Linked DNA regions of Mus musculus: all the other regions are linked to region 6. The links are chromatin loops, found by intact Hi-C in ENCODE. Cell type or tissue: heart. All regions are shown on one strand.

Region 1 (4,000 bases), 110 kb before region 6:
CCATGGGTGCATGCATGTAATCCTAGATATTCCAAACTACTGTGTGGCTGAAATTAGTAGAAAGGAGGATCAAGAGGAAATAAAAGTCAGAATGTCATAAAAAGCAAAAAGACTGATCATTAACAGATAGATCTACCTTTAAATAATGGCCAGTGCTAAAGGAAGCTGTCCAAACAAAAAGAAAAATATAAGAGAAGAAAATCTAAAGCATCAAAAAAAAAAAAAAAAAAGATAAAACTAGGAGCATTAACATTACCACTTCACTCCCAGTTCTTATATAGTATTTGATGGTCAAAGGAGAAAATTGTAAAAACTATTATGGTACCAGTAAGAATACCTAAACTTTAGTTAAATTAAAAGTCAAAATAAAATCTTAGTAAGGTGAATAAAAAAATTAATCAAGTATTCTACATACCTTCAATTACAACAATATAGAAAATTAGAAAATAACTTTTCAACAACCAAGAATGGCTACGTTAATATGTGGTAAAGTAGTTTCCAAAATTAAAAAATAAAATAGAACAATAACAATCGTAAACATGTATGTGCCAATCAACAGCTTAAAATAACAGAAGCAGGGGCTGCAGAGAAAGTTCAGCAGTTAAATCATTTAGTACACTAAAATCCAAACAACAGCTCATGACCTTTTCTAACTCTAGTTTCAGGGTATCAGGTGCCCTATTCTAGCCTCCTCAGTCATCAGGAATGCTCATGATACACATATATACATGAAAGCAAAGTTTCATATACACAAAATAAAAATAAATCTTGAGCTGGGCATGATGGCGCACACATTTAATCACAGCACTTGGGAGGCAGAGGCAGGCATATTTCTGAGTTCAAGGCCAGCCTGGTCTACAGAGTGAGTTCCAGGACAGCCAGGGCTACACAGAGAAAGCCTGTCTCAAAAAACCAAAAGAAATCTTGAAAAAAAAAAAAAAAAAAAAACAAAAACAAAAACAAAAAAACATGAGAAGCAAAAGTTGACAGAGAAAAAAAAAAAAAAAAAGCTTGCATAACTACAACACAATTACAACCTGTTCTACAGAGTGAGTTCCAGGACAGCCAGGGCTATATGGAGAAACCCTGTCTCAAAAAAACAAAAGAAAACATAACACACACATATTTATGTTAAAAGAGGCTAGATTTCCATTAATAAGTTAAGTTACTACCTTTAGTTACAAAAAGTAACAAAATATAAACCAAACAGAAGAAAGAAGCACTAAGTTAAAAAGATACAAAAAAAGATTAGGAAAGAATGAAATACACAAAAATGTATCCTTAGCACACATAATTAAACTTCTGAGGTAGATAATAAGAAACAAGTACATTTGCAATTCTAAACAATTAGTAAAACCAAATTATTAAATATACATTAATCACACTAGTACAGTGTCACCAACAAACGTAAACTGGTATAATAGAATGCTGCCATCAACAACTGCAGAGGTCTATTCTTCCGAAGTGCATGCTTAACACCTACAAAAACTAAGAATATGTTGGCTTATAAGGTATTAAATTTTTTAATAAAAAGACTACATTCTCTAACCACAATACAATCAAGCTGAAGAGAAGGTTGTAGGCTTCCATGTAGGTATGGAAATTAAACCTATGTAGGTATGGAAATTAAACCTCTGTCTTCTAGAAAAATCAACCAGTGCTTTAAATGGCTGCATCACTTCTCCAGTTCCTATCACAGCATTGTGAAAAGGATATCTGAAATCAATTAATAAAAAACAAACTACCCATACAGTCAAATATAATCAGATCAAGGGAGAAGTTTTACTGTCTTTAATCTCAAGACTTTTTATACTTCTATCATCAAACCACAATCCATATATATATAGGCACATTTTCCCCCTTTGGAGTCATCTACCGTTTCTGGTCCTTAAAACCTTTTTCTGCATAGATCCAAGAGTCTCAAGGGAAGAAATCTGATAAAGACATCCTTTTCAGGGCTGAGTGCTCCAAAGTCTCTCACTCAACCACATCCCTGAACAGGCCCTATACCCAGAAGTATCTGCTGGCCAACACAGAAAGGATAATTTTTTAATCTTTTTTTAAAAATATTTTATATATTTACATTTCAAATGTTATCCCCTTTCCCGGTTTCCCCTCTGGATCCGATCCCTCCTGCCCCCCTCCACTTCCCCCACCCCCTCTCCCTGCTTCTATAAGGGTGCTGTACCACCCACCCACTCTCACCTCACTGCCCTGGCCTTCCCCAACACTGGGGAATCAAGCCTTCACAGGATCAAGGGCTTCTCCTCCTATTGATGCCAGACAATGCCATCCTTTGCTACATATGCAGCTGGAGCCATGGGTCCCTCCATGTGGACTCTTTGGTTGGTGGTTTAGTCAGATGACAGCAGATGCTGGCAAGGGTGTGTAGAAAGAGGAACACTCCTCCATTGTTGGTGGGATTACAAGCTGGTACAATCACTCTGGAAATCAGTGTGGCCATTCCTCAGAAAATTGGACATAGTACTACCTGAGAACTCAGCTATGCCACTCTTGGGCATATACTCAAAAGATGCTCCAACATATAAGAAGGACATATGCTCCACTATGTTCATAGCAACCTTATTTATAATAGCCAGAAGCTGGAAAGAACCCAGATGTCCTTCAACAGACAAATGCATACAGAAAATGTGGTACTTCATGAAATTCTTAGGCAAATGGGTGGAACTAAAAGGTATCATCCTAAGTGAGGTAACCCAGTCACAAAAGAACATACACGGTATGCACTCACTGATAGGTGGATATTAGCCCAAAAGCTCAGAATACCCAAGATAGAATTCACAGGCCATCTGAAGCTCAAGAAGGAAAACCAAAATGTGGATGTTTCAGTCTTTCTTAGAAGGGGGAACAAAATAATCACAGGAGGTAGAGGGTGGGAGGAACTTGGGAGGAAGAGAGGAAGAAGAGGGAGAAAATGGGGGCCAGGATCAGGTATGAGAGGAGACAGGGATGATATACGGAGGGTCAGAAATTTGAACAGAGGTGTGTAGGTATGGGGGACAGGAACTGGGGATAGCCACAAGCAAGACCCAGATGCCAAGAAAGCAAGAGGCTCTCAGAACCCAACAGGGATGAGATTAGCTGAAATAGCCAACAAAGGGGAGGGAGAACCTGTAGAGGCTCCTGGTTGGGGGATAGGACTACCCACTCATCCCCTAAATTCTTAGCCCAGAGGACTCCTGTCTAAAGGAAATATGGGGACAAAGTGCAGAGCAGAGACTGAAGGAAAGGCCATCCAGAGACTGCCCCACCTGGGAATCCATCCCATATACAGTCACCAAATGCAGACAGTACTTTGGATGCCAACAAGTGCTTGCTGACAGGAGCCTGATATAGCTGTCTCCTGAGAGGCTCTGCCAGAGCCTGACAAATACTGAGGCAGATGCTCGCAGCCAACCATTGGACTTAGCATGGGGTCCCCAATAGAGGAGTTAGAGAAAGGACTGAAGGGTTCCTATGCAACCCTATAGAAAGAATAATATCAACCAACCAGATACCGCAGAGCTCGCAGGGACTAAACCACCAACCAAAGAGTACACATGGAAGGACCCGTGGCTTTATTTTTTTATATTATTTTTTGTTTGTTTGTTTGTTCTCATTGTTTCTGTTTTTGATAGAAAAGACATGTATGTATTTGGGTGGGAAGGATTTGGGAGGAGTTGAGTAAGAAGAAAGAATATGATCCAAATGTACTGTATGAAAATTTTTTAAATAGGAAATATTGTTTCCTTCTGTTTCCATATATTTCAGGCTAGGTTTCAAACGTAATTGAGGACCACTTTAGGCTTCTGATCATCCCCTGTCTACCTCCAAAGTGCTGAGATTTCAAGTACGTGCTGGCACCACATGCAGGTTATGTGGCACTAGAATCAACACAGAGCTCTGTGAATGCTAGGCAGCCTCTTTACTGAGTTACATCAGTTGCTCCACACTTGATTTCTCATGCAGCATTTAAAACCAGCAATGAAACAATAAAATT
Region 2 (4,000 bases), 240 kb before region 6:
GGCCTAAAGGAGCAAGAAAGAAGGATTTTAACTAAGCTGTTTGAGGCTTGATTGCCTAACAGAAATACAATCACTGATGGCTAACCCTAGCATGGATATCTGCATCCATGAGCAGAATTACACGTCAACAGGGCAGTAAGGAATACATTCCTTAGTTCCTCTTTCCTCTCATCTTCTATCCATTCACTCCAAAACATCATTGACCAAATACCCAGAAATGATCCCCTGGAAAAACAGAGGTTCACAGAGATTAAGGAATGTCCCCAGAGCCACAGAGACAGTGATTATCTGCCATGTTATCTGAATCTTAGCAGGCATCCTCCAAACACAGGATCTCATTTGTGACTCTGAATCCCGGGTGAATAACTGCCCAAGTACATACACCTGTCTCAATTTTTTTTAAGATTTATTTATTGTTATATGTCAGTACACCATAGCTTACTTCAGACACATCAGAAGAGGGTATCAGATCTTACCATGGATGGCTGTGAGCCACCACATGGTTTCTGGGACTTGAACTCAGGACCTTCAGAAGAGCAGTCAGCACTCCCAACCGCACTGAGCCATCTCACCAGCCCCAACTGTCTCCATTTTTTCCCCTTCCCATGGTGTTTTTTTAATTAGGTATTTTCTTCATTTATATTTCAAATGCCATCCCAAAAGTCCCCCATACCCTCCCCCCCACCACTCCCCTACCCACCCACTCCTACTTCTTGGCCCTGGCGTTCCCCTGTACTGAGCCATATAAAGTTTGCAAGACCAAGGGGCCTCTCTTCCTAATGATGGCCGACTAGGCCATCTTCTGATACATATGCAGCTAGAGACACGAGCTCTGGGAGTACTGGCCTGGGTACTTTCTCTGGCTCCTCCATTGGGGGCCCTGTGTTCCATCCAATAGCTGACTGTGAGCATCTACTTCTGTGTTTTCCAGGCACCAGCATAGCCTCACAAGAGACAGCTATATCAGGGCCCTTTCAGCAAAATCTTGTGGGTGTATGCAATGGTGTCAGCGTTTGGAGGCTGATTATAGGATGGATCCCCGGATGTGGCAGTCTCTAGATGGTCCACTCTTTCATCTCAGCTCCAAACTGTCTCTGTAACTCCTTCCATGGGTGTTTTGTTCCCAATTCTAAGAAGGGGCAAAGTGTCCACACTTTTTTGGTCTTTGTTCTTCTTGAGTTTCCTGTGTTTTGCAAATTGTATTTTGTATCTTGGGTATTCTAAGTTTCTGGTCTAATATCCACTTACCAGTGAGTACATATCATGTGAGTTCTTTTGTGATAGAGTTACCTCACTCAGGATGATGCCCTCCAGGTCCATCCATTTGCCTAGGAATTTCATAAATTCATTCTTTTTAATAGCCAAATAGTACCTGTCTCCATTTTTTAAATAGTATCTTATGTTATTAATGTGGTAGTGGGCATGAATACCCAAGTGGGAGTCAGAAGACAACTTTCAGGAGTCCTTGCTCTTCTTCCACTGTGGGATCAAGAGATCAAACTTGGGTATTCAGGACTATGTGATAAGTGCTTTTACTCATGTCTCAATTTGCAATCGTATTTTATTTTATTTTATTTTATTTTATTTTATTTTATTTTATTTATTTTCTAGACAGGGTCTCTCTGTGTAGCCCTGGCTGCCCTGGAACTCACTCTGTAGACCAGGCTGGCCTCGAAATCAGAAATCCATCTGACACTGCCTCCCAAGTGCTGGGATTAAAAGTGTGCGCCACTACTGCCCAGTTTGTTATCATCTTTGATAATTGTGTCACTCACAGACTATCATTGTCACATGTCCCACTAAGGAAGAGTGAGGATCCCAAATGATCTCTTGGACAGGATGTTTTCTGATCATCTAATAATGTTGTCCCCACGGAGACTCCAGCTCTTCCTGACACATGGTCTGGGCTCCAGACCCTTCCGTTCTTCCCCAATACAAACCTGCTCCCACCCCACCCCCACCCCCACCCCCACTAATCCAGATGTCAACTCCTTCTCACCTGTAGAAAGAGTTTAGATAAACTACAAAGGCTGTGACTACAAAGAGGTTCTTTACCGCCCTCTCGTGGCCAATTGAGGAAATATTTGGAGGTAGCATTAGGCTAAGAACACATTCTTGTTCTTCCATTTAATCAAATCCTTCAATATGTTTCTCTAGGATTACAGACAAGTAAGTCCTTTCTGTGAATGGCCAAATTCGGAAGTTCCGGGTTCTTGCTTACAGACAAGGTTTCTCACTAAACAGCATTTGAGTTTGGTCGCTAACCCTGAATCAGGCAGTGCAGCTTCAGTTTCCCTGATGGTTTAGTTTAGTTCAGTTTCCCTGACAGCTTCTATGCATGGACGCGGAGGTGTTTTCGATCCTGTAATTTCTCTTTGAAAGGTCTTCCATCCTCCTCACTGCAAACCACCATGTGCAAGCAGTTCCAAGGACCAATCTAAACCCTCCAGTTAAGCCTTGCAGCCAGATGAAGAACGGATAGATAGGAGAAGCTGAATCAAGGTTTGGTCCTGAGGGCTGCAGAGGTGGCTTAGCAGGGAAAGACAACTATTGGCCAAGCCTGACAATCTGAGTGCAGTCCCTGGGGCCCACGTGGTAGAAGGAAACAACCAAGTCCTCAGTTCTTCATGCTCTATGTCAGGACACAAGCACAGCCACACACATACACAAAATAAATAAATGTAAAATAAATTTTAAAAGATTTGGTCCTGTTATTTCTATGACTAAATCCAATATAGTGAAATCATGTTGTTATCAGACCTAGGGGTCATAACCTGTGCCCCCAAGTCAGGTCCAGCCATCTATTCTCAAAAGGCTAGAGAAAGGAGCCAAATGTATAGTGAAAACCAGAAAGGAGAAACTTATCCAATGTGGCCAAATAGAACAAAGAGATCCAGTGATCCCCTCAAATTCATCTGCGGAGTCCTGCAGTGATATCAAAATTTAGAGAGAGCCAAGGACATGTGTATCTAAGCCATTCACCTCAAGATATGATCCCCTCACACACACACACACACCCCACTGAGCCATCATTGTCTGGGTGTGCTCCCATCTCATCCTGTGAGGTGTTCTGAGGAGTTCTTAGGACCATGGACAGTCTCTCTGTGAAAGTCACCGAGCCGCCTCTGGCTGGCTCATGGCATGAGACTTCTGTGGAAAGTACCATTTCTTTGGAGACTGTTGTTTCAACACTTTGATAGTTAAATTAGGGGACACAAGTGTCTCTTTAGAATGTCTCTATTTCTGCCAGGCTGGCTACAATATAAGTCTCATAACTAGTACATTTCAGATGAACAGAACATCAATCTCACGGGGAATTAAACCATCTTCAGGTCAGCTGCTTGTAATGTGCAGTCGTTGCTGGGACATGGACATTACAGGGACTCCATTGGTCCTCTAGAAATGTCACAGGCTGTGCTGAGCTCAGTCTACAGTCCTCTACTGGCATCCAGTGGTACATGATGCAACTGTGTGAGCTTCCAGCTCACCAGCCCAGGGAGAATGGAGCCCAAAGCCAGGCTCCCAGAAGAGATGAATAGGGTGAAGAAAATATGTCGATGGGCCTTCAGCTGCCACTTAATTCTTTCCTCTAAGGAGACTGCCCAGTTCATCATCCACTGCCAGGTGTCAAGCTAAAAACAGATTGCTTTTTGTGCTTCCTCTAAAATTAGGTGGGGAATAATTGCCAAAAGTTCAAGTTAACAGAGACCTATTATTCAGTCATAAAATTAGCATTTCTAAAGCATTTCTGTATCAAATGGCAGGTGCTGTTCCTGGCTTCTAGTCTGAATCATCTCTCTCTCTCTCTCTTCTCTCTCTCTCTCTCTCTCTCTCTCTCTCTCTCTCACACACACACACACACACACACACACACGCTCACACACACATACACACACATTTACATACACTCACACACACAGTCAAACACACTCATACTCTCTCACACATACTCACATGTTCACACACACTCACACAGAGTCAAACACACACATATACTCTC
Region 3 (4,000 bases), 120 kb before region 6:
TAAATAATCTAAAAACTCTGAAAAGTATCACATAGATAAAAGATATTGTTCTCACCCTGACAAAGACTTGAGATGTAACAAAGAAATTAAAGAAAGCATGCCAACTATTTAACCTTAAAAAATAAAGGGTACACACGTGTGAAGCTCAAACTACAAGAGAGGGCTAAGTATAACTTCTAATTCAGCCTAACCAAGCCATACCCTATTTCAAAGAATTTTCTCAATGAATGGTGTGTTAAAGGGGCAGAAATTACCTGTTAAGTAAAAATGCTGACAAAAACTATAGAATAAATCAAGAATTCACAAGAAATGTGTAATACTTTACATAATTAATGCTATTTTCTTTTCCATCTCCTTAATAGTTCTCAAGATAAAGAAATAATCTTGTAATAATAAGATTGTCTTCCCTTAGGAAATCTATGTAGATGGCACTCACCTGTTCCAAAAAGCTCCTTGTGGACCTCTAACACCACAGCAACGCCAATGTTATCTTTCGTCATTACTCTGTTTAGCATTGCTTCGGATCCATCTGAATTTGCCATTGCTACCTGGTTGAATTCCACTGTATGCTTCTGCACCAATGTAAATCTAAAAGGCACATATATTCAGATAACTTGGGTAGTTATACTGTCAGGCTAACACATTGAAAGTAGAGGGGGCATGAGTATAAACACTATTGATAATCTATAGTCACATCTATAGCTACAGATGCTCACATTATATAATTCTGGCCAGTGAGAAATAAGAAATATGGTTTCTATAAACAATTTATGAAGGCCCATCTAACAAAGGTAAAATATATATCCTCTTCATCCTTTTATGTCTTTTCCCCTACTAGCTTCCTAGTAGGGGAAATTTACTATCTAAAGGACTAATACTAAATGTGAACTAAGCAGAAGGGTACAAGCCAATCTTCTGAGAATGAGGAAGCAGCTGAGCCAGTTCTCTCTAAACTGCTTCTTGTGTGTACAAAACTCATGTACTTAAGCTACTGTTCAGATTTTCCTGACATTTAAAGGTACATACAATCTTAAATGAACAGTTTAAAAGAGAAAGAATAAAGTCTACTTGCCAATTTTTAAATACCATATCAAGGTAACAGTCAAGAAAATACAGGAATATGATCTTTTTCCCAGCTAAAAATGATCACATCCTTGACTAGTTTTTACAGAAAGACTAATTAGGTATAAGTGTTCAGAGAAATAAATTATATTGTAAAAAAAAAAATGGATCTCTGTGATGATGGCAAGTTATAGTAGAATTGTAGAATATAATACAAATTCATCTAATGCTAACATTTAATAACTGTGAACTTGGTCAAGTTGCCTGTACTGGTTGTTCTGTCAGCTTGACACAAGCAAGACTTATCTGAGGAAAAAAAAAAAGCCTCTATCAGACGGCCTCTAGGCAAGTTAATATGAGAAGGCACAGTTCACTCCTGGGCAGGTGGTGCTGGTACAACCAAGTAGACTTGGTAAGCATAGATGGAAAACACCAGTAAGCAGCATTCCTCCATGGCCTCTGCTTCAGTTCCTGCCTCCAGTTTCCTGCCCTGACTTCCCTTAATGATCAAGTAAGTATTACTTCTAAAGTTTAAGATGAATTAAACCTTTCCTCCAAGTTGCTTTTGATCATGGTCTTAGAGTGTTAGAGGCCAAAAGTAAGATACTATTTAACATCAGTTACCCAATTTTATTAACTTTTTAAAATATCTAGAGAACCAAAATAGTTCTTTGGGGTAAGCCAGAGCCCCTGAACTTGAACTTGCAGCTAACTCTCTCTTCCTGCCTTTGATCCTTAGAAATGAGATTAGAACATGCTCTAACAGACATGGCTTAACATACTAATTTTCACTAGACTTTCAAAGACATGTTTTGCTTTCATAACAATCTACCTACCACTTTATAATCATTTCTAGAGCTGAAAATTAAACCACATACAACCCTTCAAAAATTATTAACTATAAAGCTTGCAATGCTGTAATATACCATGCTAGCTAAAATAATATTCTTCCTATCAGCTTCTTATTCCAATTCTGAATGTCTCAGATGTGCTCAGAATACATAAAGTGTAATGTGTCTGGTCACGTGGCCTATTTCAAACCCAGAGTTCTTTAAAAAAAAAGCAGTTTTCACCCTGTTCCCGTAAAGAGGTGGTCCTTAAGCTGAAAAAGCCATCATTGTGAAGACTGAAGTTAAGAGCATTTCAGGTAAAAGTGGGAGGAAATCCCAAAAACAGCAAATAGCTTTCTAAACAAACAAACAAACAAAACCAGATAAATGACAGAGAGAGAGAGAGAGAGAGAGAGAGAGAGAGAGAGAGAGAGAGAGAGAGAGAGAAAATGAATGAGAATATGGCAGAGTATGAAATGGTACTGGAGATAAAATAAACAGGGATTATAAGTAAAGAGCACTTGCTGCAATTTCAAATGGACAGACTTTGGTTCCCAGCATGCATAACAGGCAATGACACAACCAACTGTAACTCTAGCTCCATAGGACCTGACACTCTCCTCTGGTCTCCATGGACACCCACATATACATGACATACACATAAATAAAAATAAAGACATGTGTAGTGGCACATGTCTTTAATCTAGTTCTTGGGAGGCAGAAACAAGTAGATCTAAGTTCAAAGCTAGCCTGGTCTACACAGCCAGTTCCAGGCTAGCCAATGCCACATAGTGAAACTCAGTTTTTAAATAAATAAATAAATAAAAATATTTACATTCTACCAACACTAACTTAAGACAGTCACATCTTCTCCAACTACCATACACAAAATATGTTCCATGTGGCTTCTACTTTCTGTTGCAGAGAGAGCCATACAGGAAATTTTAAAATTCCTCTACTGTACTGGAATTTTTCTTTTACTAGCATGCATTGGTTTATAGTTACTTTCCAGTTATTAATTTTAGCTAGCAATCTTTGGTAATATGTAAAGTGTTAAGTTTGCCTTGTTTTTCAGATTCACCTGATGATTCTATTCTGATTAGTGTACTCTGCTTTGTAAGCAGCATTCCTAAAGCTATTTTATCATATTTAGTTCTGTGGTTTTTTTCTGTATGTTCACCTTTTTGAAAAATTTGAGCAGGAGCTCAAGTGAGTATATAAAGAACATAATCAAGACTGATATGACTACAAAACCAAAACTATAACAACAGCACAAAAAATCATATATTTGAGAAAGATTATGAAGAATCTCTTGTGTAGGAGAACATGTCCAAAATAAGCTTTCAAACAAAGAAGCAACAACTTCTTAACAGTGTGCAGTCTAGAATTAATTTTGGATGAATTCTAGAATGTTGCCATGTGATTGCACTTAAAGCTAGAGAGACAACACTGAGCAGCAACTGTGAATAACTAACACAATAAATCTAAAGGTTACCTCATTCGGGAAAAATGCCTTCAATTTATCATTTATTAGCAATGTTCATAGAAACTTTTCTTTGAAATAATATATTTTAAAACTATGTGATGACAGTGAGGCGTCTAAAGACACCAAGCTGTTGTCCCACCTGTGCTTTACCCTCCCCCTCTCCTCCTCTGCCCCCTCCTCTTCCGTATTCTCTTCCTCTCCTACCCTGTCTAGACAAAAATCCGTCTTTAATGCAGTTCTCTATACACACTACATATAAAAAAAAAATGCATGTATGTGTATTATGTTTACCTACTGTAGATCATATTTGACATAAAAGACAAAGCAAAACTCATTTCTGGCATTAGATCAAAATATAATTTTGCAGTACCTTTAACTAAGAACAAATGATGCTTATGATACCTAAAATAAAAGGTCCTGATGAGACTGCCACATTAAATCTTGGCAGGTTACAGTGTGGCTCAGTGGCAGAGTGCCTGCTTGAAGTCTTAAGTTCAACAATCAGTGACCCCCTCCCATCTTAAAAAGAAATCACTAGAATCTTTTACTGTACTCTAATTCTTTATATGTCTTTAATATATATCCTAGCTTTTACCCCCCCCAAATTACTCCATTCTTTCAC
Region 4 (4,000 bases), 140 kb before region 6:
TCAGAGAGAATGAGAATAGAACCATCTTCTCCAGAGATGACAAGAAAGAGTTAAATGTTTAGAATATCACAGAACCAGTCTATCAAACATTAATTAGTAAGCTACAATTACATGGCACTTCATTAAATCACCTAAGAAAAGAAGAAAGGAAAGCTTAAGATTGTAAGTGATTATCAGAACACAAGTTGATTTAGTGCTTGGCTTTTTCTTAGGGGGAAAAATAAATACACAACCTAAAACAGTAGAATCTGCTTAGAACAGTATTAATAGAAATGATCAAGTATTCACGGAGAGAACTACTGAAACATCTTGCTTAGTCTTAGGGTCATGTGCTTTGCTTTTTGTATAGTTAGTTACAAAAACACTATATAGGCCACAGAATGACTCAAGTGTACGCAAAACAATAAATTAATCATCTTAATGCCAGGAAACAAAAATAAATAATCTCTTCCCTAATCAAATGGTTAAAAAGTCCATGGACAATTACTTGGCACTTATATAGTTGAAAACTAGATACGATTTAATCTCTGGTCAATATAATCAAACATCCTGGCCTTTTCAAAGAAAGCAAAAGGGTATATTTTATCTTTAGAAAACAAAAACACAAGGGGGGTGGAGAAAGGGCTACCCCACTTCAGATACAACAGAGTTAATCATTTGTCCTCCTTGAGATACTCAAAGTACTCCTATTGAACCCAACACACCTCAGCTTCTTTTGGATGAAAGTACTGCTTGCATTTGGACAACTAACTTTACAAATGCCCGTAGTGCACTTCTCAGTGCTGCTGGTGTTTAAGAAATCTGCCACTCACAACACTGAACAATTCCAGATCCAGTGTGTAGTAACAGCCATCCAAACCCCTCCTCTCTCAAAGGTCAGCAGAGCACCGCTCAGGAATTACACAGGTAAGGGAATTTACTTTTAGCAAGTTAAGCACAGAGAAAGGACAGTAGTTTCTGAATAAAGAGCAACCCACACACTGCAACACTTACCGCATTAAAGTTGAAACAGTAAGCAGGACACTAAGTCTGTACCATAAGAAGCAGAGCCATTGTTTGGCACACCAGTATTGAGCCTATAGTCTGAGTTCAAGTAACTACACACACAAATTAAACAACGTGGTACACAGAACAATAATAGCTAAGAAAATATGTGAGTCCTCTGAAATCGTGAGCAAGGGTCACCTTCCAGAGGGATGCTACCATGATTTTCCAAGGGACAGATAAACGGAAAACAAACAAATGCAGGGATCCCGCTGAAGAAAATAACCAGGAACACATGTCATCCTGAAAGGTGCATCATGCCACCGCTCCAGGCGTCATGGCTTCTGATGGCACACTTCTAATTTCAGTTCAGTGCTATCTGTTTTATAGGCTGCACCATAAAAGTCAACATTTAATAGGCACGCCCTTAATTCATATCCTTTGAAAATTAGCTTATCTTACTAAATAAAGAGTACTTTCAGTCTGTCCTTTGGATCCAAAAGTAAATCAAATCTAGAATAAATCAAGTTAACCAAACTTATGCCAAAATTACTGGGTTAATAAAACTTCCCCTGGAATCTGCTTCTTCCTCCAGGCCTTTTACCTGAGACGTCGACACGAATGCCTTTGGTCAGAACAAGCATACATGCTCTTCCGTATCCTCTTCCTGAGCAGGCTCCCACCCTTCTGCTTCCCTTCCTAGTTTTCTTTCTGTGGCTCTTGCTCAGAACACATAAGGGTTTTCTTTTATCGTTTTAAGCATTCAGGTGACAATTATGAAAGATGCTCTTGGCACCCTATTCTTAAACTTTGGTAAATAAGCAGGTTAAAGATGTACTATCATTTACTTGTGTTTGAATTTTAAATTTGGGGATCATGGTGCATTTACAGAAATTAAAATCTTCCAGAACAATCATAAGCATAAATGTCCTCTGTCTACAAATTCAAAACTTCAGTTTAAGTTCCTGATTTAGAAAAATAAGTCTAATGTCTCTACCTAATCTATCTACTTCTAATACGCAAAAGTCATACAAATAGGATACAAACCAAATAAAAGTCGGTAAACAAATTTTTAACACATTAGAAAGGTGTTACTTTGGGTTTTATGGGTGGAGAGAAGAAGAAAACCTTACAAACACAACAGCTCACTTTTCAGTCAAAATGTTTGTTACTTAGAACATGTAACAAAGAATTCTTGCTTGCTACAGGACCATTACTGAAATACAATTTGTTTTCTGTGACTGAAGCTACGAACCAGTTAGTATACTTTGCAAAACTATTAAAATATTTCAAAAAACACAAGAATATAAAAGATGAAATTTTAAATCGGTATTAAGCCAACATCAAATTTTACCACTGGGGAATGTAGCCTGTGTTAGAGATGGCGCTCTCTAACCCCTTCCAGGCGCATACCTGACCTACCACTCCTGTGTGCTCCCCTTCCCTTTGCTATTCGCTATTGAGTATACAGGTGGTATTTGCGAGTTTTACTAATTCTTGGAAGTACAATACAGACTTAAAATTTCACCTATTGACAAGACATACTCAGGAGACAGAATTTTTAAACAGCACAATATTGTCCATGTTCTAGGTTTAATTGCCACACCCTCAATTTTAACATAATCTGCCACAGATTCAAGTGATATGAGTCTTGGATTTTAACTTTCTCCCTTCTCAGAGATTTATGACTTTAAGACAAAAAAAGGAGGGGGAGAAGGTAAGTTTCATAATTCTACAAACCATAACACTAAAACATAGTGGCTTTTAAAGTACATTCACACAGGATGCTTATTAGTAAAATTAAATATCTGCTTATGAATACCAGAAATGCAATTTGAAAAGAAAGAGATTAGAACAAGGCAAATGGGGGGGGGGTGCGGGGGGAAGCTGGTCTCAGAGCCCATTGTGCCATACCTGACTTTAACATGTGATATTCAAATGAATGTTCACACGCCTTACATCAAATAAATCAAACAAAAATATTCAGCTATGTAGTACAAAATTTTTTTTACATAAAACATCATAAATCTTGAACAGATTTACTGTATCTGAATTCTAAAAAGTTGCCTATAGAATGGTGCTGGGATTCTGTTCTCTGCTTGCTTTTAGGCAGTGCTGTTGCTTAAAAGTTGACACCAGGCACAATATTGTAAAACAAAGTCAACAAGCAAGGAGCAGTAAGTGATTTGAGCCTTTTCCAGATGTCAGTCCTGAGAATGCTGCAATATTCCCCATCAGAGTGTGTAAAGCTATGAGGATACTGATGCCTGACAGTGGGTGACGGGACATGCACTTGTATTACTTTTATAATGGCAAACAGTGCAGTTTCCCCTTCTTCAAACAACACCATTTTAATAAACTTAACACTCCAGTTCTTAAGACAATTACCAGAAATCATATTGAACATTTAAAAAAATACATAGCACAATCTAAAAATGCCCAAATTTTCTCTTATCAGATAAAATATGCAGCAGCCCAAAGGCATAAAGCTTATTAACTTATTCTGAGAACTAGAAAGTATATGAGTATATATATTTCACTTTTATCGAATATATATCACGTCATTCACCTTGTCCTTTGGGCTTCTCACTGCCAAAGTTCCAAATGGCATGCATTTAACAAGACAATGCTGAGGACAGCAGCATTTCTGATCATCTGAACTGGCAGCTCAAAACAAGATACCACTCCTTTTACAAAGGGAACGAGGGGAAACAGTGTGTTAAATTTGGGCAAGAGGCTAAAGGGAAACCGTGCACATGAAATTTGGGATACCATGCCCTAGGTGTGTGCCACCCAAAACAAAACACAATCACCTACTTCAACAGAGCTACTACCAACATTTACGAAAACCACATTAAAATACACAGGATAATGAATGGTTTGAAAGAGTGCATTTGGAAGCAGAGAGACCCAATTACACACCTTCTTGCAACAGAGTGCCTCGATCATACACAAAATAAACTTAAGCTGTTTACAATGTTTCCCATTTTTTTATTTTCCCCCTCTACATTTAACT
Region 5 (4,000 bases), 49 kb before region 6:
AAACCTCTTAAATTAGAACCAAGTGAAATGCAAATGCCTCTAATTGCCATAAGGGGGCTAAGGCGAGAGGATTGTAAGTTTTTGGTAAACCTGCTCTACAAGACAAGACTCTCAAAAACAAACACTTAATTTTAAAAAGTATAATTCTTCTAACCTTTCCACTGGTTTTACTTTACACCCCTCACCATTATGGTTTTCCAAAAACATAAATTTAAATTTAAAAAAATTAAAACTCAATAAATAGCACATTTACTACCCACTCTATACAAAATAGAAACAGCAGATTATTACAGGATGGTAGAAAAACTCAGAAAGATGCTCCCAAAGGTTTTATTTACAAGAATCTGTCAACCTGAACTAAAAGAATTATGTAACAGTTTTGTAACATTTATTGTTTGTGGCTGTATATAAAATCTACTTCTTTCATCTATTCTGATGTTTGATTGTAATCAACTTACAGAACTTAGGATCCTCTCCCAGGGACTATGTTTTTAAATTCATTAAAAAGTAATGAAACTAAAACTAATCAAAAATAATAAATATAGCAAGTTTGGCTATTTTCTATAAACTAACATGCAAGGCTACATTGACAATTTTACGTCTAGAAAAAAAAAAAGGACATCTCATATGCTTACACAGACTTTATGTATATTAAAGGCCTCTGAAATACTTTTTCTCCTCATTGCTGGGACCCAAACCCAGGGCCCACATATTTGTACACAAAGCTACATCCCCAGCTGTATTTTCTCGACCCCCTAACTCACAATTAAGCAATATTGCTACAGGTAATTAATGAGTATTTGTACTTAAAAACTTTTCGATACTTATAATCAGAGCAGTAGCAGGCAGTAGTAAAAGATCGCATCTACTATATGCCAAACATGTTTTCTCAATGGCCTCTCACAACCTTACTGAAAGAGTATCATCTTCCTGATACAAGAAAACAGATACACAAATCCTAGACATCAAGAGAACATGACAATAAGTATTAATGACATGGCCATGGTTCTAACTAGTCTGTAAAAGTTAAGACCCTTTTCCTATTAAACTCCACACTTCGGCTGTTCCTCGAGTAATGTTGATAGAAACAGCTTTTTACTTCTCCTCTCCCCACCCCCACCCTCCCATTGAAGAACATACTGTTTCTCTGTGAGCCTAGGTTCAGAAAAGAGCAATCTCTGGTCATTACAGTGACCACGACCTAAAAGCTTCAAATGATACAGTATTGTGTGACTCCACCCACAGTCAAGGTCTAGCTGTGTGGTCTAACTAGACCCAAATATAAAAAGTGAGGTTAGTCGGCAACTAAAATACCGTTTACATACAGTTCTGAAATGCCCTATTCACTCAGTGGCAGATTTACCTTTATTTCCGCTTTTTGTTTTGAGATAGCTTTCCAGGAGCACACAATAAATTGACCATAGAGGCTGATGATCTAGGTTTGGGAGACTTAAGGAAAAACACGTTTGGTTGCACATGACTATCTCCATGGAGAATTAAGATAACGAGAATCAGTAAGATAGCATCTAAAACTGCTGTAGCGTGCCTTCACTGTGTACAAACAGCTCAGCTAAACTCCTGAACACAATCCGCCTAAACAGTCTAAGCTAAATAAGCCGCCGGTAGGGTTAAGATGACAGCTCCGGGAACTTCCTCTTCCTCACTGACCTCCTCAGTTCTGTGTCCACGCCTTTCCCTCTAGGAGGCAGGATATAAGCCATTTCAAATTCACAAAATTGATCCAATCCCACCAACACCACAGGCCAACAAGGCCAGTTTCCCTTTCTTCCTCTCTGCCTTTCCAGAGTGATTTCCAGGGAAGTGAAAAATCTAACCAACGATAAAGTATCCGCTGCAACAACTGCAACAACAAAGAACGTATTTACTCAAGCCTCTGCTCGCACAGCCTTAAAGGACGGACGGAAAGAGGAGATCCGAACCCCACGAATTCCGAGATTTCCTGTTTTGATTCACTTTCCCTCGGGTTCCCCACGCCAGCCTGGGAAGGCCTGCAGTTAGAACGCCAAAATATGCCTTCCTCTCCCCTTGGGAGACGCGGAGGCGGCACAGGCGACCACGATCCGCGTGTCCCGCCCCCGACCCTCACCTGGCCAGGCCCGGGGCAGCGCCCGGGGCCCGCGCGAGGACGGAGTCCCAGGAGCGTCTGGGGAGGCCACCGGGCGCGAAGACGGTTAGGCCGCGCTGCAGGCCGGCGCGCTTCCTGCCGCGGCCCCGGCCTCGGGAACCGCGGCCCGAGCCCCCGCTGCCCGCCGCCCGCCGCCGTGGGGGCCGCACTGCCTCCCGCGTCCACGGCGTGGGTTCCCGCCGAGCCGTTCTCACCTGTGAGGCTCTGAGCCCCGGCCTCGAAGCGGAAGGACCTCGACGCTCTGGGGTCCCCGACTCCGTCCCCCTCCCCACACGCACACGGCCTGGAACCCGCGCCCCCTGAGGCGACGCGGGCCGGCTCCCGCCGCCCGACACACACACACGCAGACACACACACACGCGACACACACGCACACCCACTCGCCGCGGGGCCGCCTCCCGCCCGCCAAAGTCCCAACTCACACACCCACACACGTTCGTCCCTCGCCCACCTCACTTCCCCGGGGAGACGCGCTCCCCCTCGCTCCACTCCCGGTCCGACTCCGAGGCACGGAAACACTCTACCTCATTCTCCTCCGCGGGCCCTGAACGAGCACCAGCAGCCATTTCCCCGCGGCTGGGGAAACACACACACACAAACACGCGCGCGCGCACCAGGGCCCCACAGATGCTCCCCTCCAGACCTCAGACGCAAACACAAACACCCACGCCCGCCCGCTCACCCCGAGGGGCCGCGGCGGCGGCGGGAGGCCGGGCCCCGGAAGGCGAGCGCGCAGGGCCGGGAGTCGAGGCCCGCGCCCCCTCCTCACCTGCATTCAGCGCGCCAGGGTCCGGACGGCGGCGACGGCGGCGGCGGCGGGGCGGCTGCTGCTGGGGCTGCGGCGGCGGGGGAGGCGGCGGCGGCGGTGGCGGCGGGGCTGAGGGCAGTAAAGACATGCAGGCAGCCCGCCGGGGGGAGAGGCACCGGCCGGAGGGGACGCGGGGCGGGCGGGCCGGGCCGGGCCGCCTGAGGAACCACCGAGGCGGCGGAGGGCGGCCGAAGGGAGCGCAGAGCAGACGGATCGGGGGGCGGGGAGGGGGGACGCGGGCCGCGCCGCGCAGGACCGGGGCGACCGGGGCGCGTAGGAGAGGGCCCGCGGTCGCCGGAGACGCCGCTGCGAAAGCCTCGCGGAGCCCGCCCTTGGCCTTGGCCTCCTGGCGCTGAGGCTGCCGCCGCCGCGGGGGTCGATGCCGAGCCGGGTCGCTGCCGAGGCCGGGGCCGAGGAGAGAGAAAAAGAGAGGGAGAAGAGAGAGAGAGAGACGCGAGCTTTCGATGCCTTCGCTCTAATTCACACACGCTCACAACCCCGAGGGCCGGGGAGAGAAGTCCAGGCGCTATCGCTTTAGAGATTAATAACAAGGTGCAGAGAGTGCGAGGAGGAGGAGGAGGAGAGTTGATTGACGTGGAGGGGCTGGCGGGAGTCAGTCACTCCCCGGCGCCGAGGGGTGGGGTGAGGGGAAGGGGGCGGGGCCCCGGCGCGCCGCGCTTCGGGAGTTGCGCGTGCGCGCGGGACGGCCAAGCGCCTGGCTCGCTTCTTACCGTCGCCCTCGCTGGTGTTTTGGGAAAAAAAAAAAAACTGCTTTATTAGATTGAGTGGAGGGTAGAAGCCGAGAAGACTCGTACGATTAGCAGAACCTAGGTGCTGATGCTGGGGATGGGGAAGGGACACGCGGGTGCTTGCACTGTTTCCTGACGCTGGCCCACGCAGGCCCACAGCAGAGCTCAGGGCATTCTGGGTGGTTAATTAAGGAGACCTCAGGTGAGGTGGAACGACCCAAGGAAATGTTTTCTGACGTCCTCAGTGGGTTTCTTGACTTCTTCTTCTTCTTTTTAAAAACAGCATGTGTAAATTGC
Region 6 (4,000 bases):
GGGCTCACAGCCCACAGGACAGTGCTACCCACATTCAGGATGGGTTTCCCCCACTAATTAATTCTCTCTAGAAATAATATCATTACCGAAATACCCAGAGGTATTCCTCAATCTCCTACATAATTCTAAATCCAGTCACGATGATAATGAAGTCATGATCATTATAATGGAGTGCCTATTTCAGAGTATCTTTTAATTTATAGTTTTTCTAAAGTCTTAAGCTAATGAATATCATCTATCTATCTGCAAATATCTGAACTCTGGATCTTACTGGTTGAATGCCATCAGATTCTGGTGACCAAAGCAGGCAATAAGGTACATTGAACTTATACAGGACATTGTTTTAATAATAATACTGTTGTAAGCTTATTACATTTTGTGAGTTCTGACTGGATGGTTGTGTTCTCATGGTAGGCATTTTCAGGTGAGGACCAACTGACTCCAGCTGTGGAGATGAATCTAAGAGCCAGCAACAGGAGAATTTGTGTATATTCTTAGACGGAGTTAACTTTAAGTATCATGAGGTGACTGCCAGTTTTCCAGCTCCCTCTTATCTATGCATCTAAGCACAAGGTTTGGTACTTAGTAGTTGCTCAGGTATGTGTGAAAAGAGCATAGAAGGAAAAGAGGACAAGCAGAAACAAAGTTATCAAAGTAGAGTCAAGTTCTAAGGTTTTCTTTACTTTTTTTTAAACAGTCGCAGAGCTTTTGAAGTAACTGCTTACATGTTAACAAGAACAGTCTATAAGTAACAATCTTATTCATTTAGATGGCTACTAGGTATAAATATAAAAATAAAGCTTCTGGAAAATTCCAGCTTTGATGAGGTCCATCTTCTGTGAGTAGCTTCAGGAAGCCAAGTTTTGCAGGCTTGAAATTCTTATCAAGTCACTAATTCATATAAGCATGGATTCATTTTTTTTTTTTTTTCAACGTTTACTGCAGACCTTCCTTCCGGTCTGACGCTGTGTGTAGTATGTGCTGAGGTTACAAAAATGAACGACATGATTGCTGCCCACAAAGAGCTCAAAGAGATGGGGAGATACATTGTGACAGCTGCACAGCTCTGTGTGCTCAACCCCCCACTAAATTGTACACTTAGGTTGGTAAATTGTATTATATAGAATAATAGGTCTCAGAATTGTTTCAAATAAATAAAAAAATTACTAATTCTGTTTATTACATAAAACCAGGAAGAAGTGGCCATAATTCAGTCCTGGAAGTATGAAAGGAGACTGCCAACAATGAGCAGAGTCTGAATTTAAATCTTAAGGGGAAAAAATACTGTTAATGTGTTGCATAATAATTCAAACAAAAGCCAGAGAGGAAAAATGTCACAGAGGTGAGAAATGTGTCTTCTGCCCTCCCTTCATCCCTCCCTCCCTCCCTCTCTTTGTGTGTGTGTGTTATGTGTACACTCGCATGTGTGTTAGGAAGGTTGTTGGTTGAGGAGGTAGGCAGAGGCCCGTAAGTGAGCCTTTGGAAATGGCCAATTACTGGAGGAGTTTATTCTTATGAATTAATTCCTGACCAGACTTGGTTTAGAGAAACCACACGGGCAGCTGAGACATAACGGATGTTTTTTTTTTGGGGGGGGGGGGGGTAGGGGGTAGGAAGGGGTCAGAATAACCTGTGCACTGGTCTCTAATTGGCTACGTAGAACAAAAACAAAAACAGACAAACTCCAAAAACCAAAACAAAACCCTAGACGTGTTTCGAAAACTCCAAGCAGTGTACTGCTCCTTAGGTCTGATCAGCACAGCTTGCCAGCAGCCGGAAACCAAAAAGCAGACGGATGAAAGATTAAGGTTTGCTCAAAGGGGGGTGGAAGGGGGTGAGAGAGTGGGACCTCCTGGCCCGCCTTGGGTGGAGGCGAAGTTTGATGGATTCTGTTTTCTCTTTGCTATGAAGAAGATTGAACTCAGAGGCGCGCACACGCTAGCTCCGCGCACGGTCGCCTAGCAATATTCATTTAAAGAAAAACCGAATCTTAAGAAGGCCAAGAGTATAGCGAAGGAAGCTGGGGACACTTCAGCTTTCTCAAGACTTTAGTCAGAGAACCAGGTTCCCTCTATTTAAATGACCGTTCGGAGTACATCTGCAGGGTCCAAAATTAAAAATAAGAAGGAATGAATAATTAATTACAGAGTTTTCAACAAAGCCATTCCCCACCCCCGCCCCGAAGGTTGATAAACCTTTGAACCCGAGCCACGAAAGGCAGTCTCAGACAGGGAACCGACAGGAACCTCGCCACGAGGGCACTGAAGCCAGGTCGTCCCCGCCCTGCTCTTCTGCTCCTACCAACTCCTTCCCCCTTTGCCAGCTTCCGCGCGGAACCCTTTTTCGCATTTCCGTGCAGTTGAAACCCGGGACCCACTTCGTCAGCACAATCCGGAACAGTCAACATGGCGGCGGCCGTAAGGTGCCTCCGTAGAGGTAAGAGGAGCAGTGTTCTTGCGTGGAAAGTAAATCTAGAGCCAAGTTTCCTGTTGCAGCGGAATCCATGGCAGAATCTCGTAGGCACCGGTCAGCTTCTCGGTCCTCGAAATGCTTCCGTGATCTTCTGGGCTCCACAGCCCAGAGGGTCATCAGTGCTTAAAAGCGACACTTAACGCAAGGGTTCTCTCTTGGAGCAGGTCATTTTGAGGATGAAATGGGAGCGGAAATACATTGGCAGTACTTATAGTCAGGGGTGAGGAGTACAAGGCAAGATTCTGTTGTGTGTGTGGGATAGCGGGCGTGTTCAGTTTGATAAGCGAGCCCTGAAGGGAAAGGTGGTATATGAAGTGATTTACATCTGTAAATATCTGAACCTTGGCGTGTTTATGAATAAAGGCGATTCCAGTTAGTAAATTTACAGAGGCTATCGTGTTTATCATTTGGAGACTAATTCTGTAGTGTTTTGTATAGCCATGTCTGAGCACGTTAGACATGGCTAATAGGAATTCACAGTGCCATATACACTATAAGATCTTTTTCATGTGTATGTGTACTTGGTCTATGTATACATGTTCACATGTGTGTGAGTGCATATGTATGTGTGCCCATGGAGGCTCTCTTCTGCCAGCCAGTATCCAGGCTGTTTCCAGAGGCAGAGTTTGTCACTGGACCTGGAGCTTGCGGATCCCACTGTCTCCAGTGAAGCCCCTGGAGGTGGGAGGTGTTGCACTGTGTTTACCCAGCTTTTATGTGGCTGCCAGGAATCTGAATTTCACCCCTCATGCTTGCACAGTAAGAGCTCCGTCACCTCTCATATGAAATTGATCTTTACTTTTAAAATGCAATCAACTCCCCCTCTTCTTTGACCTTGCAGCCCTTCTCCTTCCTCTATTTATTGTGTCTTGTCTCCCCACTGGCCAGGAACATAAGCTTCATAACCTTCCTTATTCCAGTGCTTGTAAAACAATGGTACTTAGACCATCCAGTTTACAAACTGCATCTCCACAATAAAAGTAGACACTGCTTTCTTGATTAAGTTTTGCTAAAAAACAAAAACAATTTGAGACAGGGTTAGGCTCCCATGTGTTGGGACAGGCATCTCCAGCATGCCCATTATTAAAAGTATTGCCTGTTGCATTGAACAGTATAATTTAGTGCTTTGTTTCACATGCTAGTGTAACCTTTTTGTGGTTGCAGATTATAATAGGTCTACTGAGCACTCTTTAAGTAGTGCTAATATGGAATTCTATAATGTGTTTTAAATTGATGTATCCTTGCTTACTAATAAGGTAATACTACTCAGTGGACAGCTTTCACACTATTGGCATTTCCTTTCTAGTTTGAAGTCTTTTTATCCTTCTTGTTTACTTTTCAATTGTGTTGCTCTTTCACACTCAAGATACAACTCGTTTGTCCAGTGAACATGTTGCAAATATACTCTACCCATTTTAGATTCATCTTTTCACTGTATGTGCATGCGGGAAGGTATGTGTGTACATGTGTGTGGATGCATGTAGTGTGATATTTCTCATAACTTTTCCATCCCATTGTTTTTGAAGCA

Evidence for each region. A loop is a pair of places that touch in the nucleus more often than their neighbours do. Peaks named below come from ENCODE experiments on the same cell type or tissue, not always from the same donor. Only the 100,000 strongest peaks of a DNase experiment are listed, where the experiment ranks them.
Region 1: it touches region 6 in a loop (2.4-fold over the local background); 3 of 42 quality-filtered maps call a loop at or near these places.
Region 2: a loop joins it to region 6, with 2.1 times the contacts of the local background. A loop is called at or near these places in 2 of 42 quality-filtered maps.
Region 3: it touches region 6 in a loop (2.6-fold over the local background); 6 of 42 quality-filtered maps call a loop at or near these places.
Region 4: a loop joins it to region 6, with 2.3 times the contacts of the local background. A loop is called at or near these places in 5 of 42 quality-filtered maps.
Region 5: it touches region 6 in a loop (3-fold over the local background); 24 of 42 quality-filtered maps call a loop at or near these places.

The regions. Positions count from the first base shown.
Region 1 is chr5:96,100,442-96,104,441 of GRCm38, forward strand. The region is part of intron 5 of Cnot6l (CCR4-NOT transcription complex, subunit 6-like); the gene reads right to left. Among named protein-coding and RNA genes, the nearest start is that of Gm52799, 59 kb to the right of the region's middle. In heart, no CTCF peak of the experiment used is centred here; no DNase peak of the experiment used is centred here.
Region 2 is chr5:95,968,964-95,972,963 of GRCm38, forward strand. No RefSeq gene overlaps it. Among named protein-coding and RNA genes, the nearest start is that of Cxcl13, 14 kb to the left of the region's middle. In heart, a CTCF peak has its summit at 2,091 (motif pointing left); no DNase peak of the experiment used is centred here; H3K27me3 peaks cover 1,398 bases.
Region 3 is chr5:96,085,706-96,089,705 of GRCm38, forward strand. It overlaps Cnot6l (CCR4-NOT transcription complex, subunit 6-like), which reads right to left. Exons shown (of 12, transcript NM_144910.2): 9 at 437-588. Among named protein-coding and RNA genes, the nearest start is that of Gm52799, 74 kb to the right of the region's middle. In heart, no CTCF peak of the experiment used is centred here; no DNase peak of the experiment used is centred here.
Region 4 is chr5:96,070,736-96,074,735 of GRCm38, forward strand. It overlaps Cnot6l (CCR4-NOT transcription complex, subunit 6-like), which reads right to left. Exons shown (of 12, transcript NM_144910.2): 12 at 1-4,000. Among named protein-coding and RNA genes, the nearest start is that of Gm52799, 89 kb to the right of the region's middle. In heart, no CTCF peak of the experiment used is centred here; no DNase peak of the experiment used is centred here.
Region 5 is chr5:96,159,022-96,163,021 of GRCm38, forward strand. Cnot6l (CCR4-NOT transcription complex, subunit 6-like) reads right to left here and starts at 2,969. Exons shown (of 12, transcript NM_144910.2): 1 at 2,916-2,969. Gm52799 reads left to right here and starts at 2,774. Exons shown (of 2, transcript XM_030254979.1): 1 at 2,774-2,870; 2 at 3,118-4,000. The coding sequence starts at 2,774. The coding sequence ends at 3,734. In heart, CTCF peaks have their summits at 23 and 1,689; DNase peaks (open chromatin) are centred at 1,680, 2,790 and 3,560; H3K4me3 peaks cover 3,282 bases; H3K27ac peaks cover 2,704 bases.
Region 6 is chr5:96,207,758-96,211,757 of GRCm38, forward strand. It overlaps Mrpl1 (mitochondrial ribosomal protein L1), which reads left to right and starts at 2,358. Exons shown (of 9, transcript NM_053158.3): 1 at 2,358-2,436. The coding sequence starts at 2,406. In heart, no CTCF peak of the experiment used is centred here; DNase peaks (open chromatin) are centred at 1,924 and 2,344; H3K4me3 peaks cover 2,311 bases; H3K27ac peaks cover 1,886 bases.